Regions from separate parts of the Mus musculus genome. Here region 1 is linked to region 2. A link is a loop called in an ENCODE intact Hi-C map of the cell type or tissue named here. Cell type or tissue: left cerebral cortex. All regions are shown on one strand.

Region 1 (8,000 bases), 980 kb before region 2:
ATGGGGAAAAGCCTCAAAGATATGGGCACACGGGAAAAATTCCTGAATAGAACAGCAATGGCTTGTGCTGAAAGATCGAGAATTGACAAATGGAACCTCATAAAACTTCAAAGCTTCTGTAAGGCAAAAGACAATGTCAATAAGACAAAAAGGCCACCAACAGATTGGGAAAGGATCTTTACCTATCCTAAATCAGATAGGGGACTAATATCTAATATATATAAAAACTCAAGAAGATGGACTCCAGAAAATCAAGTAACCCCATTAAAAATGGGGCTCAGAGCTAAACAAAGAATTCTCACCTGAGGAATACTGAAAGGCTGAGAATCACTACACAAATGTTTAGCATCCTTAATCATCAGGGAAATGCAAATCAAAACAACCCTGAGATTCTACCTCATACCAGTTAGAATGGCTAAGATCAAAAATTCATGTCACAGCAGATGCTGGTGAGGATGTGGAGAAAGAGGAACACTCCTCCAGTGTTTGTGGGATTGCAAGCTTGTACAAGCACTCTGGAAATCAGTCTGGTGGTTCCTCAATAAATTGGACCTAGTACTACTGGAAGATCCCACAATAACTCTCCTGGGCATATATCCAGAAGATGTTCCAACCGGTAAGATGGACACATGCTCTACTATATTCATAGCTGCCTTATTTATAATAGCCAGAAGCTGGAAAGAACCCAGAAGCCCCTCAACAGAAGAACGGATACAGAAAATGTGGTACATTTACACCATGAAGTACTATTCAGCTATTAAAAAGAATGGATTTATGAAATTCCTAGGCAAATGGATGGACCTGGAGGGCATCATCCTGAGTGAGGTAACTCAATCACAAAAGAACTCACATGATATGTACTCACTGATAAGTGGATATTAGCCCAGAAACTTAGAATACCCAAGATATAAGATACAATTTGCAAAACACAGGAAACTCAAGAAGAATGAAAACCAAAGTGTGGACACTTTGCCCCTTTTTGGAATTGGGACCAAGGCACCCATGGAAGGAGTTACAGAGATAGAGTTTGGAGCTGAGATGAAAGGATGGACCATCTAGAGACTGCCATACCCGGGGATCCATCCCATAATCAGCCTCCAAACGCTGACACCATTGTATACACTAGCAAGTTTTTGCTGAAAGGACCCTCATAGAGATGTCTCTTGTGAGACTATGCTGGGGCCTAGCAAACACAGAAGCAGATGCTCATAGTTTGATGTTGGATGGATCACAGGGCCCCCAATGGAGGAGCTGGAGGAAGTACCCAGGGAGCTGGGGGGATCTGTAACCCTATAGGTGGAACAACAATATGAACTAATCAGTACCCCCCAGAGCTTGTTTCTCTAGCTGCATATGTATCAGAAGATGGCCTGGTCGGCCATCAGTGGAAAGAGAGGCCCATTGCTCATGCAGACCTTAAATGCCTCAGTACAGGGGCAGGCCAGGGCCAAGAGTTGGGAGTGGGTGGGTTGTGGAGAGGGTGTGGGAAGGTGTGGGGGACTTTTGGGATAGCATTGGAAATGTAAATGAAATAAATACATAATAATAATAAAAAAATAAGAAAAAAAAAAGAAAATCAGAAAAATTCATTACTTCTTCAATGGATGCAGTAGTCAAATATGCTGCTAACAGGATAGACCTGAACCATTGAATTCCTTTTGGTCATTTTGCCTCTTTCACTTGTGTAGCCTATGCTATATGAGAAGAACAATGTTCCTCATATATGGTGAAAAATCCATCTGTAGCATTAGTCACACATCTAATTAAACATTAGAAGTTTACTTGGAGTTCTCATAACAACAGCAAAAAGCAGTAATAGATGTTACACAGGGCAGTGATCCCTTCAATGATGATTATTGGCACATCATAGGTTGCAGATACAAAGCAAAGCATACAGCATGTGTAATTGTAAAAGCAATGTCATCAGATACCTACATCGTATAAAGGCTGAAGAGGATATCTGGAAATGTTTTCGTAGCTTTCATACTACACAGTGTATTCTGGCATTCAGCTGTGCTGAGTGCATGAGAATAGCACATGGTTAATTTGAACATCCAGATAGAGGATACATCCTCTCCACTGTTCCAAAAGAGATTCTTTGATTTATAATGACTATGTAAGACACCCCATCTCATTCTTGGGAGCTAGATGTTCTTCTTTGGGAATCATATCAGCTACTGCATCAACAACAAAGACAACTACAACAACAACAACAACAACAACAACGAAGTAACTGTTCTCAAAGCAAAGCAAAAATTCACGTTTCCTCTTATACTCTCAAGTAAAATTTATTAATTTTACAAATTTACATTCTGTCTCTGTCTCTGTCTCTGTCTCTCTCTCTCTCTGTCTCTCTCTCTCTCTCTCTCTCTCTCTCTCTCTCTCTCTCTCTCTCTCTCTCTCTCTCTCTCTGTTGTCGCTTCTGTCTCCGACTAGCAGAAAAGAGCGACGACACAGCGTTCTTCTCAAAGCAGTTTATTCAGGAACCTTACAACATGCATGCAGGAAAAAAAATATCTCTCTGCAGGAATCTCTCTCTCCTGTCCCCAATCGCAATCCCTTATATAACCCCTCTTCCATGCCCCATCAGCCTAGTCCACGTAATAGCAGTCCATTGGCCAGAATCATCACTCGTCATATGGTCTGATCTTGCATCATGGTGCACCTGCCCAGTTCTCACGATGGACGTGGCTTATTTTCAGGTGTATGAGGAAGTCAAGTGCAAGTCATAAGACTTGGCTGCACTCCTGGGCGCCATCTTGGGACTGCTGCCACACCTGCTCCTCACACTCTGTGTCTCTGTCTCTGTCTCTCTCTTTGTCTCTCTGTCTCTCTCTGTCTCTCTGTCTCTGTCTCTCTCTGTCTCTGTCTCTCTCTGTCTCTGTCTCTCTGTCTCTCTGTCTCTGTCTCTCTCTGTCTCTCTGTCTCTCTCTGTCTCTGTCTCTGTCTCTGCCTCTCTCTCTCTCTCTCTCTCTCTGTGTGTGTGTGTGTGTGTGTGTGTGTGTGTGTGTGAAAGCTAAAGGTGAATTTCCCTCAATCACTCTCTACCTTATTAACTATTACAGTATTTTTCACTAACCCAGTAGCTTATTGTGTTGTATTAGCCTGCCATTATATTCCAGAAAGCCTCTTGTTCCACCACCCCAGCTCTGAGATTGTAGGTACATAGTTTGTGACTAACTCCTTTCCATGAGTTTCAGGTCATAATGCTTGTACTGCAAGCACTTGGGCCCCTGAGACATCTTTAGAGTACCAAAACAGATGATTTCGAATATCCTCATTGGAAGCCCTTTTGATTGGCTAGGATACTAAACACCATTTAGATAATGGAGTTTCAGACAAGTAGTATTTTAATGCGAGGGAGGCTGACCAGTGAAATAATCTAAAGTGTACCTTGGCATCTTGGCAACTTCTGGGCAAACATGCTCACAGCTGTATACATTTTTAGTGAGACTTAAATAAACATTCTAATAAAGAGAAATAGAATCAAGATCCAGGTGACAATGACTCTAAGGCTCTAAATAGGCTGGCAGGAAATGGAGGCAGATGTTTTTGGGGCGGGTAACCGATGCTAATCACTATTCATAGGCATATGGCATATGATCAGTTTGTTGAATACTTTTTCATATTGCATGTGTCATTGTAGGTCCAGATTTTCGAACAATCATGGAGGAGAAAGAAACAACAATTTTTATTTTTTTGTAAAATGAAACTTTTCAAAGAGAATGTCTCAAAATACAAGAAACATTTAAATTTCTACATATAGCTGAAGATACAAGTTCCATTTTAGTAGATTCAATTATGTCAATGACCTCAAACCTTCACTGGTTGTAAGAGTTGGAATGACAGATACCCTTTTGAGAGCTGAGCTCACAGAAAGATACACCTATGTTAAAGATTCTATGATGCTGATGACTAATCAGAGCTTCTTCAGAGTAATGGGTTGGAATGATGCAGATCCAGAGGCAAATTATCTTGGACTATTTTGAGTTCTCTTAGTATCTCTTTATTGTCTACCTCTATGTCTGACATAATAGCCTTTCAACCAACTTTAGGTAAAATTTTTGGAAAATATTAATAAATCAGTATCTTCTATTGATTTAAAAACAAAGAATGTCATCGTGTAACATTGAGAATCTTTAAGTTTTCCTCTCTTTGCTTCAACATACCTAACAAATGCCATCACCAGAAAATGTTAAAAAGGATGCTTTGAATTATGACTTTCTTTGGTTTTTTTAAACTATAAAAATTTACGGGCCAGGCGGTAGTGGTGTAACCCTTTGATCCCAGCACTTGGGAGGCAGAGGCAGACGGATTTCTGTGTTTGAGGCCAGCCTGGTTTACAAAGTGAGTTCCAGGACAGCCAGGGCTACACAGAGAAACCCTGTCTTGGAAAAAAAAAAACCAACAACCCCCCCCAAAACCAAAAAACAAAACAAAAACCAACCAACTAAACAAACAAACAAACAAAAACCAGCCCCCCCCCAATTATGGAATCATTTCTGAGTTGGAATATGGTATCTGCGGAAACCTAAATTTGTGTTGCCAAGCCATGGCCACTTATATTTACCTCAGAATAAATATTACATTGTGTTTTTTGAATCAGAGGTAGGTTTTGTATGGATATGTTTTTAGTCATACTTAGGTACACTGAAAATTTTCCAGAAGTTTTAAACTAAAGTGGGATCCACTGAAGAAGGGAATGCATCTAGTGAGGCCCTCATGATTTGGGAAACCGCCAGGTTCTTACATTGAACTTTGAACATTGTTCTGCTGTGGTTCTTACATTGAACATTGAACATTGTTCTGCTGTGGCTCTGTTTGGGCACAGATGCTATCATCCTGCCGAGCTTAAGTGAAAAGACTTGGGAAGGCAGGAGAAAGAACATATGGATAGTATAATGCACTGCCCAGGATCAAGGAAGGCATGGAAGTGGGAACTTTGAAAGAAACACCAGGTGGGCAGTTGTTGACACAAGCAATAAAGTTTTGACAGACCCGAGGTTGCCCCAGAAGAAGTAATCACATTCTCTCTAAGCTCATCTTTAAAAACAAGCTGTTGACCACTCAGCATATAACAGACCTGTTGCCAAAAGAAGAGATATATTTGGGTGATATGGTAGACATTAGCCCATCCCTGAGCTCTGTTTTTCAGTCTTGGCCATCATCATGGCTGTGATCATTGGAGGTAGATAGGGAACAAATTGTACTTAGCTTTGAACCAGTGTAATGAGAGGCTTCAGGGACCAAGGCATCAGGCTAGGATTTAGAAACAAAGACTCAAGTTTTATTTTTAACACCATCTTGAGGGTAAGCTTAAGTGACCATGTTATCATCTTCATCATAATGTTCATTCATCATTAACACCATTACTACCATCATCTTTATTGCTTCTGTGAATTAGGTACTGTGTTAACATATGACACGTTATCCATCTTGTCCTTGTAAATGTCTAAGGCAGTCCTAATTCTGTGACCCTTGAAAACAGTTCCTCATGTTGTGATGACCCCAACCATAAAATTATTTTTTGTTGCTACTTCATAACTATAATTTTTTGGCTGCTTAGGAATCATAATATAAATATCAGTGTTTTCAGATGGTCTTAGACAACTCCTGTGAAAGGGTCATTTGACAACCAAAGGGATTGTAACCCACAGGTTTTGAACCACTAGTCTAAGGTGATTATTGTTGATATTATAAAATCTTTTATAAAAGTGCAGGAAACTGAGACCTGACTTAGCATGTAGATAGCAGAAGTAGCACTTGATTGCCTTTTAGCAAGAGTCTATGCCTAAATCACTACATGATACTGCTGTATTGTGTAGACTTCCTTTCTTCATCCATTGAACTATAAAATTGGGATCAACAGTTTCTAAATATTTTCTTATCAACTTCTAATTCTAATGAAAAATAGTTTATTTTTAAATTTTGTGTGTGAGTGTGTACATCCATATGTGTATTTTATTGTACATATGAAACTAAGACCTGTAGAGGCCAGAGGAGGTGTTGAATTCCTAGAACTGAAGTTACAGGTTATAAACCATCTTATGTAAGTCACCTGCTGTGGGTGTTGGACTTCTTCAAGAGCAACAAGTGCTCTTAACTTCTGAACCATTGCTCTAGACCCTCATTTTGGTGTTTTATTTTCTTTGTTGCTCCATAATGACTCCACAATAATCTCTGAGACATCTCAAGTCTCCCAAATGGACAGTATTCTACAACATATCCATTCACTATTTTTTCTTTCAATAGTGAAATACTCTTTCTACTGTTCTTTTAAGGCATATTGTAATCCATGTGTGGCAACTTCTTCATTCTAAAGGAGGCCACAATAAAAATTTTTGAGAAAACAGCAGTATTATAGAAGATGCTAAAGGAAGTGAAAGCCACGGGAACTGTGAAGCTAATATGTTAACTCCACAAGTCATAAACTAAGTAGGACCTTGCAGGGTCATGGCCAGACATATAGTTGTAGCTGTAGCCATCTGATTTGCAGCTGAAAAAAGCGAGATTAGGGAGTTATTAGCAATAAATCTAAGGCACTGAGAGCGCAGGACATTTAGATACAGTGAGCTGAGGGGATGGGTTAGATGTTAAGATAGAAAATTTAGATGAAAGAAGTTTTATTTTAGAAAATATAATCTAAGAAATTATTTTTTACAGTTTTTTATAATTTATTCAAACTGCCTTTACGGCACAGATTTCATGTGACACTCAAGTGTCATTTTCCTGAGTAGACTGGTTAAGTAGTCTGGACCAAATCACAGTTTACATATGATTCTATTAAGAAATGATTCTTTGGGGAATCTATTACACATGTTTCAAATTACCAATTGTCCATCAAACATATGGCACTCTGCAATATCCTTGGTGTTAGGACTGAGAAATACACACATGGTAGCCTAATAAATTTGCCTAGGAATAATGAACCTAAATAATTACAAAATAATATTTCTTAATTATTGCATTAGACTCTAAATTGGAGATTGATTTCACTAATAACTTTATAATGGTCTGTGCTAATCAGATAAAATTAACTTAGAAGTGATATCAAGAACCTCAGTGTGTCGAAGTGGATGCTCACAGTCAGCTATTAGATGGAACACAGGGCCCCCAATGGAGGAGCTAGAGAAAGTACCCAAGGAGCTGAAGGGGTCTGCAATCCTATAGGTAGAACAACAATATGAACTAATCAGTTCCCCCAGAGCTTGTGTCTCTAGCTGCATATGTAGCAGAAGATGGCCTAGTCGGCCATCATTGATAAGAGAGGCCCCTTGGTCTTGCAAACTCTATATGCCCCAGTACAGGGGAACACCAGGGCCAAGAAGTGGGAGTGGGTGGGTAGGGGAGTAGGGTGGGGGGAGGGTATAGGGAACTTTCAAGATAGCATTTGAAATGTATATAAAGAAAAAAAAAGAACCTCAGTGTGTCATCTACAGTGCCATTTGATAAAAACTTCTGGTGCAGTATAAACAAGTATCCAATAGGCGTATGATTCTTAATTGTGTGCTATGTGTCAGTGACTAGGCATAGAACTTTTACTTTCATTTTATTTTAATACATTTAACTTTAAATATTCACATTTAGATAACCTATAGGGTTCTGTATCTGACAATGTAGAAATTAAAAGATGACTCTTCCGGAGTCTAGTTCTGACCTTGAGATAGAAAAATCGCTATATTATTATACTCTTAAGCCTCTGAATTACACAAAGTACAGATCTTAAAATAAACCAATTGTGTATTTCAAAATAGCTTGAGGGAAGGATGTTGAATGTTCCCAGTGCAAATAAATGAGAAACACAGTGGCTGATGTGCCATTCACCTCCATCTGATTACTGTGTCACTTCTGCTCTCCACAAATGTATGCAATTGTTATTCAGTAGAAAAGTTTACTTACAAAACCCTTTGGGTTCACAAAGTCCTTAGTTGTCTCATGCCAAATAAATGAACCTATTCATTTACCTTTTTACTGGCTAGTTTTGTGTCAACTTGGCACAG
Region 2 (8,000 bases):
TAGGACAAATTTAAACGCCCAGTTTTGAGAACTCCGCCCAAGGCTTGTAGTATCCACCTCCTTGCCAGGACGCAGACACACCCTCAGGCGCTTGGGCGCGCACAAACGTAAAAGCTGCCCCAGCTCTCCCCATCCGGATTCTACACGGGCACCCACCAAGGCGTGTGCATCATTCGAAGGTTAACTCTTTCACAAACTCTTACCCCGCGCCCCTGGCCACGACCGACTGCAGGTACTTCCTGGCGGACAGCTGGTCCAAGACTTTTCGATAGGCTTCGTTAAGGATTTCGTGGGCGACATCTCTAATGGGGAAACAAAGAATGCGACGTGGGTCACTCACTGCCTCAAGCCCTTCAAATGATAGCTAAGGCTCACACTGTTGGGTCTGTCAGAAGGATGACCCAACAGCCACTAGTGACACGGGACCTGGGAGTAACTTAGGGAAGTTCCCCAGGGGTGAATCGAAGGTGGTATTTAGTGTGGCCCAAAAGCTCCCCACCTACAGAGTCGCACACTCACTGACACCTCCCTGGCCTCAGAGCTTTCAGTCCCGTGGTGGGGCTTGGGCTCCACAGGGATCTGACTGCTAATTTTCTGTAGCTCTCATGGGAAGGGAGGCTTAAAGACCCTTCTTTTAACAGAAAAAGCCCTACTTTTAGAGCCCCTACCCGGTCCCTTCTGCCAGGTTAGGCCCAAGCCACAGGCGGAAGCCGGGCGGGTTGTACCTCCTGTCCGCTGGATAGTAAAGGGCGTAAGCGTCACGCAGCGCGGAGGCGGGGCTCCCCACGCCGGGAGGGTCCCAGTCATAGAAGTCTTGCAGCGGGTTTCCGTCCTGGTCGTAAGCCTCGTCTTCTGGTCTGCGGGACAGCCAAAAGGAGGGTCATTAAAAGTCACTTCCTAGTTCTGCCAAGTTCTAAGAAAGTCCAGTTGATTTTCCTTCTTCGTTATGGTCTCCCATGGAGAATTGCCCTTACTTCCAGAATGGTCCCGGGAACAAGGTAAGGGAACTACACCCAGCAGCAGTTCCTACTGGAAGTACCGCAGGGAAATTCGCTCACACCTCCTCAGGAGAAACAACTATCTCCGCCAGGGCCACTGGACAACCGTGTAGACCCCAACACCTGCCAAGGAAAACACCCGCTTTCTCCCTCACCTGCCCCAGGCTCCCCTAAGTAGCATGTAGCTCTCATGAGACAGATCCTAAGAAATGATATGATTCGGAGACGGGGAGACCCAGGGAAGAATAGAAGGAATGAGTGGATAGGTTGGATGCAGGAGGACAACTTCATCAGCAGCCACCCCCATCCGATCCGCTGAGCCCAGGGGAGCCCTTCCCTGCGCAGATGTAGGTCACGGAGAACCTCCAGCATCTATTTTAGGCTGAAGAGAATCTGCTAGGAACATGAATAATAGATGTCCCTAAACTTAGCTAGTTTGGTTCATACTGTGGTGTGGCAGAGCACTCCAGAGCCTATCACCCAGGAAAAGTGCTAGGCACACGGAACTTTGAGAATAGCTGGAGGTGAAAGAAGAGCTTTCGAGTCAATTAAACAAAGAGTTCCTGCTATCTGTTAGCAATGGCGGGGAGGCTGGGTATCATCTCAACCTCAAAGAGCAAGGAAAGGGGTGGACTTGGACTGACATTCCGTAGGTGTCCAATGACCTCACCATCTCCTCACATATCGCATCTTTGTGGGACAAAAGACAGGCAAAAGAGGACGAAAATGCAAAGTCGGGTGGCTTTGGGCTCCAGGAGTACTCAGAATGCAATCCGGACAAATAACCTTCACTAGTCAGGATTCAATCGTTCTTGGGGCGGGCTCTTGCTTGCCTTTTGGCCCTCCCAGGAGAGGCCAGAGAAACTCCTCCGCACCGACATAACCAGCCCCCCCCCCCAGGGATACCCCAACCCAGGTCCCAGACTTTCTGGCCACCCCTGCTTTGCCCTGCGACCACATGCTGGAATCCTGTTACAGAAACTAGGATTTCTGTCTGCCAAAACATCAATGGTCAGATACCCCTAAGGCAGAGGTCTTGGGCGGGGCTCCAAGAGTCAGCTCAACGCCGCGCTCTCCTGGCTGCCCTGAGTGCCACCCGGCACACACGCCACTCGGCCCCACGCATTTCTACTGTCCCGAATACGTGTGAGGGTTTCTGGAGCTGCGACAGGGAACCTGGGCAGCGTTTCACTATTAGAATCAGAAGCCAAGACAAAAGCCAGGTTTTCTGCATCCCCAGTTGAGCTAGGCTGTCCTCCCAACCCCTCCTGCCTGCTGGCATTCTCTCCCTCCCTCGCATCCGTTTCTTCTCCCTCCATTGCTTTCTCTTTCTTGCGTTATTCCGTCTCTCAAATAGCTTTTCCTTAACCGTGTGTCGGCAACACCCCCACCCCAAGGAATTCTAGGGCTCCAACTCCAGTTGAAACAGGGCATAATTTAAAGAAAGCTCTTCCAGTGGGAAAGAATTCGAACGAGACAACAGGAAGGACATAGGAGCGAGAGACCCCGCCCCAATAGTCCAGACTAGGCAGTAACAAAGCAAAGTGGGGAGAGCATCACTCTCACCCCCGCCCCGGGCTTTGATCTGGGAACTGAAGTTTGCCAACTTACTCAAAGAATAGGTAGAAAAAGAAAAAAAGAAAGAAAGAAAGAAAAGCTAAGCCGGAAGGGGGGCGCACCCTGCCACCTTCACAGGGAAGATTTCTACAAAGATAGGAAACTCACTCTCTTTACCTGAGTCCCTGGGCTCCACTGGTGAGTAAGGAGGGAGTCTGTGGCTGTACTAGAGCCTGTCTGATCCTCAGGCTTAGCTAGGGACCCAAAGGGGTCCACCTAACCAAAGGCTGTAGAAATGCCTAGGTGCTCAGGAAGCGATGTTTAGGAGCCTGACATCCAGATCTGCAGGGAGGTGACCAAAGTGGGTGTCTGGCTAAGGGAAAACCTAACTTATATTAGGGAAGCACTTACCTGATCCCAGGGAAGCTGAGTCCGGCGGCAGGTGAACAGGAGACACTGCTATGCATTATTATCCCATACACCAGCAGGGCCAGCCTTGCTCCGCTACACATGGTCATTCTGCGCAGGAGAGGAAAGAGGGTATGCAGTGAGTGAAATCGCTCCTGGCTTTCTACCTTCTAACCCGAAGAAACTCTTGGGAGCTGGGGAGCCAGTGAAACTGTGACTCCCTGTGTTAAACACCAGTTAGCCACGCTGGGGCGTCCAACTACTTCTCTCTTGGTATAGTTCGAAAAAATAGCTTTGTGTGTGCCCAGCACCCAGTAACTAGCCAGACCTTGAACTAAAGAAGGCTAACTAATACACTGATGCTGCTGGCAGCACAAGGAGGGAGCCTGTAGTCAATCAATCGGTTAGTATGCTAAGAATCCCAACACACACACACACACACACACACACACACACACACACACACACACACACACAAACCCCTTATTATTAGACTCTTACGGTGTCTAGGAAAGGGTTGACTAAGTAGGACAGCGGGCAAAGGCTCCTTCGAGTTTCTGCGCTGGAATCACAACCCGAGAAGCATCAGTCACTGTCTGGAGCTGGTGTCTGGAGAGAAGCCGCGGGAATTAGCTGAAGGAGCTGGGGAGACTTGTTTGCCGAGGCTAAAATTCCGCTCAAAACTTTGTAGACGCACAAAACTAGGAGGGAGCGTGACACCGAAGGAAGTGGGCGAGGAGAGAGATGTAGAAGAGAGAGTAGGCGAGCAGCCAAAGGGAGGGGGAGCAGAGTGGACTTAAGTCCACCGGGAGAAGAAGCTAATGGGTAAGAAAAGAGGAAAAGTCAGTGGGGGGGGGGGGGAGAGGGAAGATGGCCTCTGTGGGAGACTATCTGGCAGCTTGCGGAAGTCGGGAGTCGGAGGCACCTTCTCTGCTCTGAGGTCTCAGGCTGCGTCTGAAGATGCTGCTGCTTCTGCTGCTGACAGAGGTGACTGGCCTTCTGCTCGTTTTTATATATGCAGTTAACAAAATAAGCTGTCCGAACGTGGTTTCAGGAGACACCTCTTTGTCAACATCTTTCTGCCTTCAAGTACAGAATATTTTGGTTGCACTGTTGCACTCCGATTTTTATTCATGATATGACTTCCTTTTTTTTCTCCCCCAGTCACGTAATGATCCGGTATCAGTAAAAGACGTCAGCATCCTAGTCCCTCAAGGAACATATTAACTATTCTGTGCAGTCCTCCAGGATGATAAGATCCGGAGTCATCCGCTTCTGATAAACACCTTTCACTCACACAATCCAATTTTTAAGAAGTCCAATTATTTTGATGGTTTTCGATTTCACTGATTTCTCAAAGACAAGTAAAGAACTCGTAGAATTTAGAGAATGGTGAAGTCATGTTTTTATTGAGTCCCTAATTTTTCTTAATTTTCACTCAACCCCCACCAATGACAACTCTGATCTCTAGATTTAAGCACCATCAAGATCTCCTATTAATAATTTTAATTTTGATCTCTCAATTCCTTGCATATGCTTTTTCAAATAGGCTACTAAACATGGAAGTCGTTTTGTGTTTTAAAGGAAAGAATTATAAGGATTTTCAGTAAATATCTAATGAGTCTGGCTGGGTTGACAGTCTGTCTCTGAATAGATTGATGGATGAGACTAGGATGAGAGCCTGTGGTGCTGTCCAGGCTCTTGGTGCTGAACTATTTGGGCGCAGATGCTGCAAATGTTGAAATTTGCCACTGGTTTAATTTTCACCACAGCCTCTAAATTTGAAGCTTTGGCAGTGGTGCTCTTACTGTGGGAGTTCATTGTCTAAATCACCCCGCTGTTCATATTAATCTTCCCTTGGATTCTGTGTCCACGAATGTCCCAGTGCTCAGAACCTGCTTAATCCCTGCCTCAGTGCAAAGCTTTTTCTTCTGAGTTAGTCCTAGTATTCAGATGGATCTTTACCTTTCCTGTCTACACACTTTCACACTCTCCGTGGCTCTTACTAGTTTTAAAAATTGAAACCATGTCACTGTGTTTTCTGCAATAATTGAAAATTTAAGATTGTGAGGGTGTGACGTGTGTCTCTTGAATTTCTCTTACATGTTGAATTCTGTTTAGGGAAATATAGACTCGGAATGCAGGAGGATTCCCTGCACAAGTTGTCTTGATAAAGGTTGCTACCAGGAACCCTTCCCTGGGGGATAGTTAATATTTTTAACTAAAAATAAAATGAAAAGAAGAAAGCAATGAGAAAAGATCACATTCACTGGGGACCTTCTAAGCACCTGAGTAATTTCAGAAGATTCAGAAATTTCTGGTCCACTAGGAAATCTCGAGAGCCTTTCTTTTCAAGGGAAAATAGAAGCATCAATAACAGTTAGTGTGCATTTTTACTATCTGAAGCTCTCTCTCTCTCTCTCTCTCTCTCTCACACACACACACAGTGAGAGAGAGAGAGAGAGAGAGAGAGAGAGAGAGAGAGAGAGAGAGAGAGAGAGAGAATTAAGTACGAGTGCTGCTGCCTATACTGTGATTTGGGTTTAAATAAGTTTAAATAAGCTGTTAGTCCTGAGTACTTTTTCCAAGCCACAGTATTTCTCACTTTTAATGCTATTATCACCTTTGTTTGAGGTTTAATACTTTCCCCAATTATCAAAAATTTTCCTTATTTCCTGACTTTGAATGATCCAAAGCTGCCTGTCTCCTCTTAGTTTCCTCCTAGCTTTAGATTGAATACTATCAACAAACTACTTCTACACAGGGGATGTTTCTCTTTGTGTTATATTATATCTGTCTGCTATCTTAGGTTGGGGTGACTACATCCCTGAACTACATATTCAGCGTCCACCTTTCCTGGCCCTCACACAAAGAGCTTGCAGTGAACAGGAAAGATAATCCAGCAGGACTGCTTTTCATAACAAACTTGTCCAAAACTATTGCCTACAGTGGTTCTCCTGACTTTTGAGTCAAAGGTGAACTCCATTAAAATTCCCACTTTTGCCTCCCACTTGAATTCTGAAATGAGTTCCATCTGGAAAGACATTTAAAAATCTCCAGGACTACGCATTTAAAATTTACAATTCAATGCCCAACTTTTTAGTCAAGAGAGCCACCATGTGGGGAGTTTGGTTGACTTCAAGGTCTGTTAAAGGCAAAACCCACAAGCAAGAAAAATAAGCAAGAAATAAATGTAGCTAGGAGTTGTGGTGAACACGAAAGAAAGAAAGAAAGAAAGAAAGAAAGAAAGAAAGAAAGAAAGAAAGAAAGAAAGACAGACAGACAGACAGACAGACAGAAAGAAAGAAAGAAAGAAAGGAAGGAAGAAAGAAAGGAAGGAAGAAAGAAAAGTAAGCAAGCCTTCAAAAGCACTAGCTTGCGTCCAGTTCAATGGAGTATCTGGGTTGTTGACACTCTTACTCCCTGGGCCTGGGTACCCCAAAATCATACAACTTGAAGTCAATCCCATTCAGTAGAGTGAAAAACTCAGTAGAGAATTTGAGATTATTGGTGAGTAAACTCCAGAGACCTTGTCTTTCTTGGCACTTTCTGAAGTCCACCTAGCCCTGCCTAGAGGACTAAAAATCCTTGATCCCATACAGGCTCGTTTCACAGATATTTTCATGGCCAATGGCAATCTTTAATTAGGTGTGCTTGGTGTCTGGAGATCAGGGAAGCAGTTCTGGACTCAGTTCTGGACTGAGCCCCTAATCAAAAATATTGAGGGGAGGAAAGAAGGCTGAACCCTTGGTCGTTGGAAATTGAGGAAGGTTGTGGAAAAGAAAAATTAGAAACCTATGTGTGTTGAGGTCTTGAGAGCTGTGTGGGTTTGGAACTGCATCCTACTTGGTCAAAGCCATTCACTGAGCCCTTTCTGCTTTGGTTCAAAGACCAACGCTGGCTTCCTAATTACTCCTCACAAGAGAGAATATTTGCCGTTAATTTCAGGGATGCTTCAGTGCAATCTTAAAGCTGCTGTATCTCGGAGGCTTTTGAGTTTGCAGTTTTGAACCTATGTGCAGTAAGCAACCATCAGGCAAAAAGCAGGCAAGAAAGCTTCTCACCCAATACTGTCCACAGAAACTAGTATGCCAGCAAAGACTGGATAGGAGACCAAAGCCAGCCACATACATTTGCTAATTTAGGAATGCATGTGGCAACTTGGACTAAGACGCAGGAAGGAGCCTGGGCACAAATACAAGAGACCCTCAACTAAACAGCTGTTCCTGGGAAGACTAGGGAGAAGAGAAAAGGAGGAGTATGTGGAGTATGTGGAGGGAAAAGCCTTGTGATTTTTCTATTTTGATAGTACAGAAGAATGGAAAGCCTTCTGTCCAACACCCATACTCCTTTCTCTTCATCCTCATGATTTGTTAGACTTCCCAAGCTGTCAACTTTTCTCCAGATTATGAAATCTAGGAATGCTATATTAGCTAGAATCATATTATTATAGAAAATATGAATACCCACAACATCTTGGAATGCAAGCTCTCACCACTGTTCTCCAACAGGCAACAACTAAAGGTATCTGAGGCTAAGCCATGACTGACTTACCTGAAAAACACTCTTCAGACATGTTTATTGGAAACAAGGAAAGGCCCTTAATTTCAAATTCCTAATGTGTTAGCTCCTGTTTGTCCTGTTAGTCCTTTAGATCTGAAAACAAGTTTTAATCCAAAACATTGAACAAGCTAAAAATCAAATTAATGCACCCCTGAATTGTTTCTCCCCACACATCTGCATTTCTGATGTGGGAGTCTTGAACACTGAATCACTCAATTCAAAGAATTTTTTACCTTCAAAGAAGTAGATTTTTGTATTGAGACAGATTTTGGTCTTTTGAAATACAACTCCTAGTCAGAGTTTGACTTTGCAAAGGGTTTCCCATTACTAAACACAACGGCATTTGAAGGGTCTTGTCTGTCACTCAGATTCCAACTCTTGAAATCATCTCCACTTGGGAAATTTGTTGAATGGGAATCTGGATCCAGCAAACCCATGGCAAATTAAACTATCTGCTCTTGTGCAGACCAGTGA

The links. Hi-C counts contacts between places; a loop is a spot of excess contacts. Peaks named below come from ENCODE experiments on the same cell type or tissue, not always from the same donor. Only the 100,000 strongest peaks of a DNase experiment are listed, where the experiment ranks them.
Region 1: a loop joins it to region 2, with 5 times the contacts of the local background. A loop is called at or near these places in 2 of 42 quality-filtered maps.

The regions. Positions count from the first base shown.
Region 1 is chr17:94,177,752-94,185,751 of GRCm38, reverse strand. No RefSeq gene overlaps it. Among named protein-coding and RNA genes, the nearest start is that of Gm32512, 4.9 kb to the right of the region's middle. In left cerebral cortex, no CTCF peak of the experiment used is centred here; a DNase peak (open chromatin) is centred at 3,508.
Region 2 is chr17:93,195,087-93,203,086 of GRCm38, reverse strand. Adcyap1 (adenylate cyclase activating polypeptide 1) reads right to left here and starts at 3,919. Exons shown (of 5, transcript NM_009625.3): 1 at 3,465-3,919; 2 at 2,967-3,074; 3 at 726-857; 4 at 204-302. The coding sequence starts at 3,073. It overlaps Gm32465 (a long non-coding RNA gene), which reads left to right and starts at 826. Exons shown (of 3, transcript XR_385916.4): 1 at 826-998; 2 at 7,895-8,000. In left cerebral cortex, a CTCF peak has its summit at 6,078; DNase peaks (open chromatin) are centred at 3,195, 3,681, 4,982, 6,042 and 4 more places; H3K4me3 peaks cover 3,932 bases; H3K27ac peaks cover 2,838 bases.